3 separate regions of the Homo sapiens genome follow, and all the other regions are linked to region 1. The links are chromatin loops, found by intact Hi-C in ENCODE. Cell type or tissue: ascending aorta. All regions are shown on one strand. Region 1 overlaps PLXDC2 (plexin domain containing 2). Region 2 overlaps MALRD1 (MAM and LDL receptor class A domain containing 1). Region 3 overlaps PLXDC2 (plexin domain containing 2).

What was found. A loop is a pair of places that touch in the nucleus more often than their neighbours do. Peaks named below come from ENCODE experiments on the same cell type or tissue, not always from the same donor. Only the 100,000 strongest peaks of a DNase experiment are listed, where the experiment ranks them.
Region 2: a loop joins it to region 1, with 2.6 times the contacts of the local background. A loop is called at or near these places in 3 of 110 quality-filtered maps.
Region 3: a loop joins it to region 1, with 6 times the contacts of the local background. A loop is called at or near these places in 28 of 110 quality-filtered maps.

Annotation. Positions count from the first base shown.
Region 1 is chr10:19,921,677-19,924,176 of GRCh38, forward strand. The region is part of intron 1 of PLXDC2 (plexin domain containing 2); the gene reads left to right. Among named protein-coding and RNA genes, the nearest start is that of PLXDC2, 110 kb to the left of the region's middle. In ascending aorta, no CTCF peak of the experiment used is centred here; DNase peaks (open chromatin) are centred at 274, 819 and 1,125; H3K4me3 peaks cover 1,057 bases; H3K27ac peaks cover 2,500 bases.
Region 2 is chr10:19,657,695-19,660,194 of GRCh38, forward strand. The region is part of intron 36 of MALRD1 (MAM and LDL receptor class A domain containing 1); the gene reads left to right. Among named protein-coding and RNA genes, the nearest start is that of MALRD1-AS1, 70 kb to the right of the region's middle. In ascending aorta, no CTCF peak of the experiment used is centred here; a DNase peak (open chromatin) is centred at 1,130; H3K27ac peaks cover 2,320 bases.
Region 3 is chr10:19,818,162-19,820,661 of GRCh38, forward strand. All of the region lies in intron 1 of PLXDC2 (plexin domain containing 2), which reads left to right. Among named protein-coding and RNA genes, the nearest start is that of PLXDC2, 3.0 kb to the left of the region's middle. In ascending aorta, a CTCF peak has its summit at 1,476 (motif pointing right); a DNase peak (open chromatin) is centred at 1,457; H3K4me3 peaks cover 2,256 bases; H3K27ac peaks cover 2,033 bases.

The sequences.
Region 1 (2,500 bases):
GAGCCAGTGAGGCTACACAGGGCTACAGGACAATTGTGTTGTGTGGTCTGTGCTCTGCACATAGGCCCTGGCCTAGTGAGGCAAGGGGCTGAAATAGAGCCTGCATTCCATGTGCCAAGCCCAGTGTATTAGGGCCAGTTGGGACAACTGTGTCTATCTTTTTTTTAATTGTTCAATTTTTTTTAATTTTTTTATTTTTTTGAGACAGCGTCTCACTCTGTCTCAGTCTGGAATGCAGTGGCATGATCTTGGCTCATTGTAACCTCCGTCTCCCGAGTTCAAGTGATTCTCCTGACTCAGCCTCCCGAGTAGGTGGGACTAACAGTCATGCACCACCATGCCCGACTAATTTTTGTATTTTTAGTAGAGACGAGGTTTCACCTTGTTGGCAAGGCTGGTCTCGAACTCCTGACCTCAAGTGATCTGCCTGCCGCAGCCTCCCAAAGTGCTGGGATTACAGGCGTGAGCCACCGTTCTCAGCCAGGACAACTGTGTCTAAATGTTTTACCCAGAGGACACCCAATTCTGATGTCCACAGAAATGCTCTACAGGCTGGCAGAGGCTCTGGAGCTAGACATATGCCTCTGCCTACCCATTGTGAATTGAGAGATAGTGTTCCAGTGTGGTTAAAAGCTTATCGTAACTTGTACTTTATGGGGCTGTCCCTGGAGGGTAGGGTTATGTGTGTGTGTTGGTGTAGAGAGGCAGTGAGACACACATCAGTGAAAGCTTTGTTTACTTGCTATTTTTTTAAAGCACAGGTTCTGGGATCAGGAGGAAGGAGATGGTGTTGGAGGTGAGGCTTCCTTCTATGAGTCATGATTCCACTTACTTGACTTTAGCCTTTTGGAGTGTCCCTGGGGTTGGGTTTGTTGGAGGCTTCATTTGTGACCAGTACTGTGTGTGTTTTCACTCAGTACAGTTTTGAATAGATGCTACCACATTTACTTTACGGCTTAGTTGTATGGAACTCAAGAAGAAGGGATAAACGCTTGTCACCTTGGAGAGTATATATGAGACTCAGCTTAGTGATTTCAGTGGCAAAATCCAGCTCAGTGTTTCAAAAACTAAAACATGTTTTGAAAGCTTATAAAGTTGGTCTCCAGTGCCAGAAATTCCCATTTTGGACTGGCTTCAAGGCAATGAAAGCTCAGACACTGACTCATTGAACTATTTCCTTATTAATAACATAGTACCAAGCATTTTTGAGGGTTGAAAAAATAACTGAACTGTTGTCCAAAACCTTTGAGCCTCTCAAATGCAAAGCTTTTTAAAATTCTTAATTTTGAGACTTTTGTGATTTCAAAGGAAATCTGATCTATCTATCTCTTTATATGTTGTTTATTCTTAACTCATCCAAGTGCTATTTGGCCAAGATTGGCTTATGTTTAAAAAAAAAATCTCTTAAGTCATTTTATAAGCTGTTCAGGGCTTTATTTCTTTAGACCAGGAAGTTGTAAATTGCCAGCATTAAGCAGAAGGTGTGTTGTTGAGTGCTAGTTTTATTGAAAAAGAATGAGGTTTTATGTATTTTTGAGATTTGCTTTATTGACAATCCACCCCAAAATATCATTTCTCTTAGATATACTGTTAGAAAAGTCTCGCCTGAAGAAAAACAAAACAAAAACAAAGAACAACAACAAAAGACATAAAGTATTGCCTAGTTAGAACAATGACAATCCAAATTATTTTGATGAAACATAAGCACATTTAGAATTAACACAGGGTTTATCAAAGAGTTATGTAAGAGTAAAAATCAAAGGATTTATATAATTTTTATTCATGCTAATAAAATGTCATTCTGAGGGCTTGGCATTGTTATACATATTTATTAAACTGAATACTTTTCATTTGATATGGGCAGAAAAAATTGCTTTATCCAATTGCTACACTGAGGCAATTAAGGATAATTTAAAAAATTCAAGACAGTCAATAGAAAATGAGGGAGAAAAAGGAACTAACAAGTCTTATCTTTGATTTCATGTGAAAAGATTGATTTGGTTTTTCTAGCAAAAACAGGGATATAAATCCTGCCCAAATTTTGTATAAAATAAAGTTAATAATCTATAACTGATTCCCTCCATTACTATTTATCAGTATATAATTTGGCCAGTCAGTGGCTCATGCCTGTAATCCCAGCACTTTGGGAGGCCAAGGCTGGTGGATTGCTTGAGCCCACGAGTTCAAGACCAGCTTGGGCATCATAGCGAGACCCTGTGGCTACAAAAAAATACAAAAATTAGCTTCATTTGGAGTGCATGCCTGTAGTCCCCACTCCTTGGGAGGCTGAAGGGGAAGGATTGCTTGAGCTGGGAGGTGGAGGTTGCAGTGAGCCATGATCTTCACTCCAGCTTGGGCAGCAGAATGAGACTCTGTGTCTGTACAGTTCCCGGAAGTCCCAACCGGCCAGCATTTACCCAACCTCTCCTCCCAAATAAAAAACTTTCTTATAAAAGCCTCAGCTTGTAAGCAATCAGGGTCTCAGTCAGACTCCTGACTG
Region 2 (2,500 bases), 260 kb before region 1:
AACCAATTATACTCTGTTAGCTATTTTAAATTAAACAGTTAATTATTATTGACTATAGCCTCACAGGGTTTTTTTGTTATTTCAAAAATAAAGGAATGAAGAAAGAAGAATCAAACAATATAGATTATATACACATGCATTTAATAATTAGTTAAATACACGACTAATTTTGGCCAGGTACAACAGCTCATGCCTGTAATCCCAGCACTTTGGGAGGCTGAGGCGGGTGGATCACCTGAGGTTGGGAGTTTGAGACCAGCCTGACCAACATGGAGAAACCCTGTCTCTACTAAAAATACAAAAATTAGCCAGACATGGTGGTGCATGCCTGTAATCCCAGCTACTCAGGAGGTTGAGGCAGGAGAATCTCTTGAACCCAGGAGGCAGAGGTTGCTGTGAGCCGAGATCATGCCATTGCACTCCAGCCTGGGCAACAAGAGCGAAACTCAATCTCAAAACAAAGCAAACAAAAAAAAACCCACTAATTTCAAAATGTACAAGTCATAAAACATTAAGAATCTCCATTATACATTCATTAAGTCTACACATCTTGCTTTCTGCTATTTTTGCTTTTGAGACCTCTTTAAACGTTGATATCTTCGTCTGTAAAATGTGGTAACAATGTTTGCCTTGGGTGATTCATAGGGCTATTCTGAGATCTGAAAAAAATAATGCATATAGAAGTTATTTGAAGCTTCTGTTCTGTAGATATCAAGCATCAAAGATATTTTAGCTTTTGAAAGAGAGCAGGAGAGCTAAACAGTTTATCCCTGGTAGTCTAGTGGTTAGGAAAACACACCACACACACACACATACACACAAACACACACCCCAGTTTGGAATATTAGAGAGATCTTTATATTAAGTAAGGGTCAAGAGTTATTGGCCTAATAACTGCTCTGTCAAAAGCTGGGCTATTTCTCTCCAGTTAATTCACTTCTCTGATCTCCAACTTTCTTATGTGTAAATCAAAACAGAGGCAGGGACTTGAACAAGAAGAACAATTAAGGTCCCTGCCAACTTGAATTTCTATTACTCTCTCCTATTTACCTACCATGGTAGTTGGTATGACCTCCAATTTCATACTATTTCTTTTCCACTGTACCATTGGCCACAGTTGAAAACCACGCTCGGTCTCTCTTGATGGTTTACCTCAGACAATAGTCATTGCTGCTTGAATTTTCCTAGAAGAATGCCATTAAAAACAATCTTGATTTTTTTTAAGAAAGAAATGAAAAATCAATTGAGCCAGACGTTTACTTTGGAAAACAAATGGTTTGTTATCTGTAAGTGTTTTAATTGGCAAGGCAGAAAGCTGCCTGTTTACCAAACGGACCAAAAAAATGACTAGTCTGTGTATTTTCCTACTTTTTGCTCTTTAGCCATCAGGGTTATTTTAGGACAGAGAGCTCTTCCTATTTCAGTCTTCTGCTAGTTATCAGAACAACTTTTGTCAATATGTCAGTTGCTTTAGCCTTTATACTTCTAATAATTAGCACTATACACTGCATATATTAGGAGCTTAATAAAATGATCGTTTATGGTAATAATAGCAAATATTCATAGAGTGTGTAATATGTACAGTTCTAGGCACTTTCATGTGTTTAATGAGGTAAGACTTACAATAGTCCTGGGAGATGGGTACTATTATGTTTGTGTATTTCACAAATAAGCAAACAGAAACACAAAGGGATTAAATCATTGTCTTTATCTTCTTACTTACATGATGAGATTCTTAAGTTACTCCTCATCAATCAACTATTTTTTGAAATACCTATTTCTATATTCATTACCACTGATATATAGATAACCTTAAATTTTATTTTAAATTTTAATATGGGATTCCATATATTTTTCCTGTTCATATCAATTTCATTCTCTTCACCAGTTGTCTGCCTCATAAAAGCCATTTCTGCTTAGAATAACGCATTGTCTGGATCTTCAGGATAATGTTCCTTTCAACTTTTCAACTTTTTCTAACATAATTGTAAGATTACATATAGATTGCATATTTAATTTTCTCATTTTTTTATATAAAGTCAATAAATAAAATATATAAGGTACTCATGCCCCTGTTGCATTTCTTCCTGGGTAATTTGAAGCCCCGTCTCAAATCCAATGATGAGTGTTCCATTTTCAGCTCCACACTCTACTGAGGTAGAAAATTTCCTATCCATGCTATTTTGTCCCCTGATTTGCTGAACTGGTAAATAACAGGTATTGAATTTTCTAAGATACAGAGCACAGCCTGAGCTATTAGGAGAATTTCTCCCTAACTGCATCCCCCTTTACAGTGCCTTTAGCTGTAAGAACTAAATCAGACAGTCGTCATATGCCCCAGTCAGTACCTTTGGGCCGTGTTTCTCTCTGGGGGTTTATTCCACTGAAAGGACATAGAGAGAAAAGTACACCCTTGTAGTAACAAAATGACTTTTTTGTTCTCTGCTAGGCACTGACTCTGAACTTGTGACTAAAGTCTGGTTATACAGACAATATGTCA
Region 3 (2,500 bases), 100 kb before region 1:
GGGAAAAGAAAAGAAAACGAAAACTTTCTCCCTAGGATAATCAATTTGTCAATTTGTTCTTTTCTGGTGTGTGTGTGTGTGTGTGTGTGTGTGTGTGTGTGTGTGTGTGTGTAATTTAAATGATTGCCCGGAAAGTATGCATGCGTCCTCAACAGTCAACTAGAGAGTCACAGATGGAAGGTTGGGGGACACCTGGGGATTCCAGGCAAGGTGAATCTTGAAGATCTTGAAGGAAACCCTTGAGTGAAATTTACCAAGCCGCGACTTAGAAGACAGTCACAACACTTCGCCTGTCCCTGGTGTAAACTGTTCTAGATAAAGCACAGATACTGACTCTGCGCTCTTATTTATGGTTGAAGGGGTGTGTGTGTTGGGGTGTATGTGCAGGGAGGCAATAGGATGACAACACTTTTAAAGCTGAGAACAAAATGCAGATTTCTTGGGTGTTGACTTGTCTTTGTCACATTTAATTGTTCTGCATTAATGGACATAGGTTGTTCTTGACTGTGTATGATTTATGACAGTAGACTATGCCTTTTGTTTATTTCTCTGATACGTTTCATTGGTCCGAAAAAATAACACTTTTAGCCTTCCAGGAAAGGACACAGTTATTTAAAAATTGCAACAGTAATTTTCATGTACTTATTCACGGTATGAATAGATGCTTAATAAAAACAATTAACTCCACCACAAACGAGGTTAAAAGGATGTGTGTGCCAATGTGCATCCCAAGTTGTTTATTTAAAAACTTCTTTGGCACTAGGAATAAATAATGCATTTGCAGTAAAGGAAAAAAAAATAAATGCCAGCAAATGTTTATCTTTTTATAAACCTGTTCCAGTAACGTTACTGAAAAAAGAATATATGTATACACACACACACACACACACACACACACACACAATACACACACATTTGCTATGCCAAGAAGTTCAGAAATTGAGGATGAAATTCATCCCAAAGTAAGATTGGCCATATAATTAAAAGCCCTTGCTGTGGGAAATATAAAATACTTAAAATGTTCAACATCAGTGTACTGGTATTTTAAGCTAGTTGAATATTTCTGATGGGAAATATACTCTAGAAACCCATATATTGATAGGATTGATTTTTAAAAGAATGGTTTTAAATTCCTTGCCAAATTTTCGAAGACTTTTATAAACAGAAGTAGCTTCTTTCCTGGACATCATTTACATGTAGTTTTATGAAAAAAATATTGTAATTAAATGGTTAGCTTACTGAATATATAAAAAAAGCAAGGTGAAACAGAAAAAAGTATACAACTTTATTTGTAAAATAGTCTATATAAAAATTCAGTATGGGGGGAAAAGTCCAGCAGTCTTGACGTTTGTCATGCAACAATCAGGATCTTTATTACAGACATGTTGGCACAGGAACAACATCTGATTTCATAACAGGGACATTTTATTATGCGTTACTTTAGTAAATGCTGCAGTTGATTTCATTGCCACCAGAGGGCAGATAAACTGCTAATTTCCTCTATTATTCCCTTTTCTGTTTTAGAGGGAAGTAGTTTATGTTTATCATATAATTTACACTTATTTTAGTTGTTCTTCTCTGGTTGAATATTTTTCTGTTATTTCCTGCTTTTGTTGGAGTTAAACAATTTACTTTGAAATATTACTCATTTGTAGAGTTTGTTATGAGAGTGTTGCTGTTGAGACATAATCACTAAAGTTTCTGTTTACATATAAACCTAGAGCACAGTGATATAATAGAGGGGTTAATTCAAGTGAACATTTATTGTAAAATGGACATCTGTCATATTGTTGGACAAAAGACAGGTTGATTATTTTATCAATCAATGACTTGAGGCTACCTGCAAAATTTTAAAAATATGAAATATGAGTTTCTTTTTCCTTTAGAGAACAGATACAAGTTTTGGAGCTTGAGGTTGGGTAAGTTTGGACTGAGACATAATTGTAGTGTAGAACATTTATATCAAAGGTAATTTTTGTTGTTGTTGTTCATGGATGTCTGCCTAGAGGTTTGGAATTATTATAATCAGGAGAATTTGCACATTTCAGTGTGATCTTCAGAAATAAACTCTTGTCAGGGAGAATGTATTTGAATAAAACTTAATAATGAAAGATAATAATTTTGCTCCAGACAGGTTTCTTCACTGTAAGCATCAGATACTCACAGAGTATGTAGAAAATATGTGTCCGGCCGGGCGCGGTGGCTCACGCCTGTAATCCCAGCACTTTGGGAGGCCGAGGCGGGTGGATCATGAGGTCAGGAGATCGAGACCATCCTGGCTAACAAGGTGAGACCCCGTCTCTACTAAAAATACAAAAAAAAATTAGCCGGGCGCGGTGGCGGGCGCCTGTAGTCCCAGCTACTCGGGAGGCTGAGGCAGGAGAATGGCGGGAACCCGGGAAGCGGAGCTTGCAGTGAGCCGAGATTGCGCCACTGCAGTCCGCAGTCCGGCCTGGGCGACAGAGCGAGACTCCGTCTCAAAAAAAAAAAAAAAGAAAAG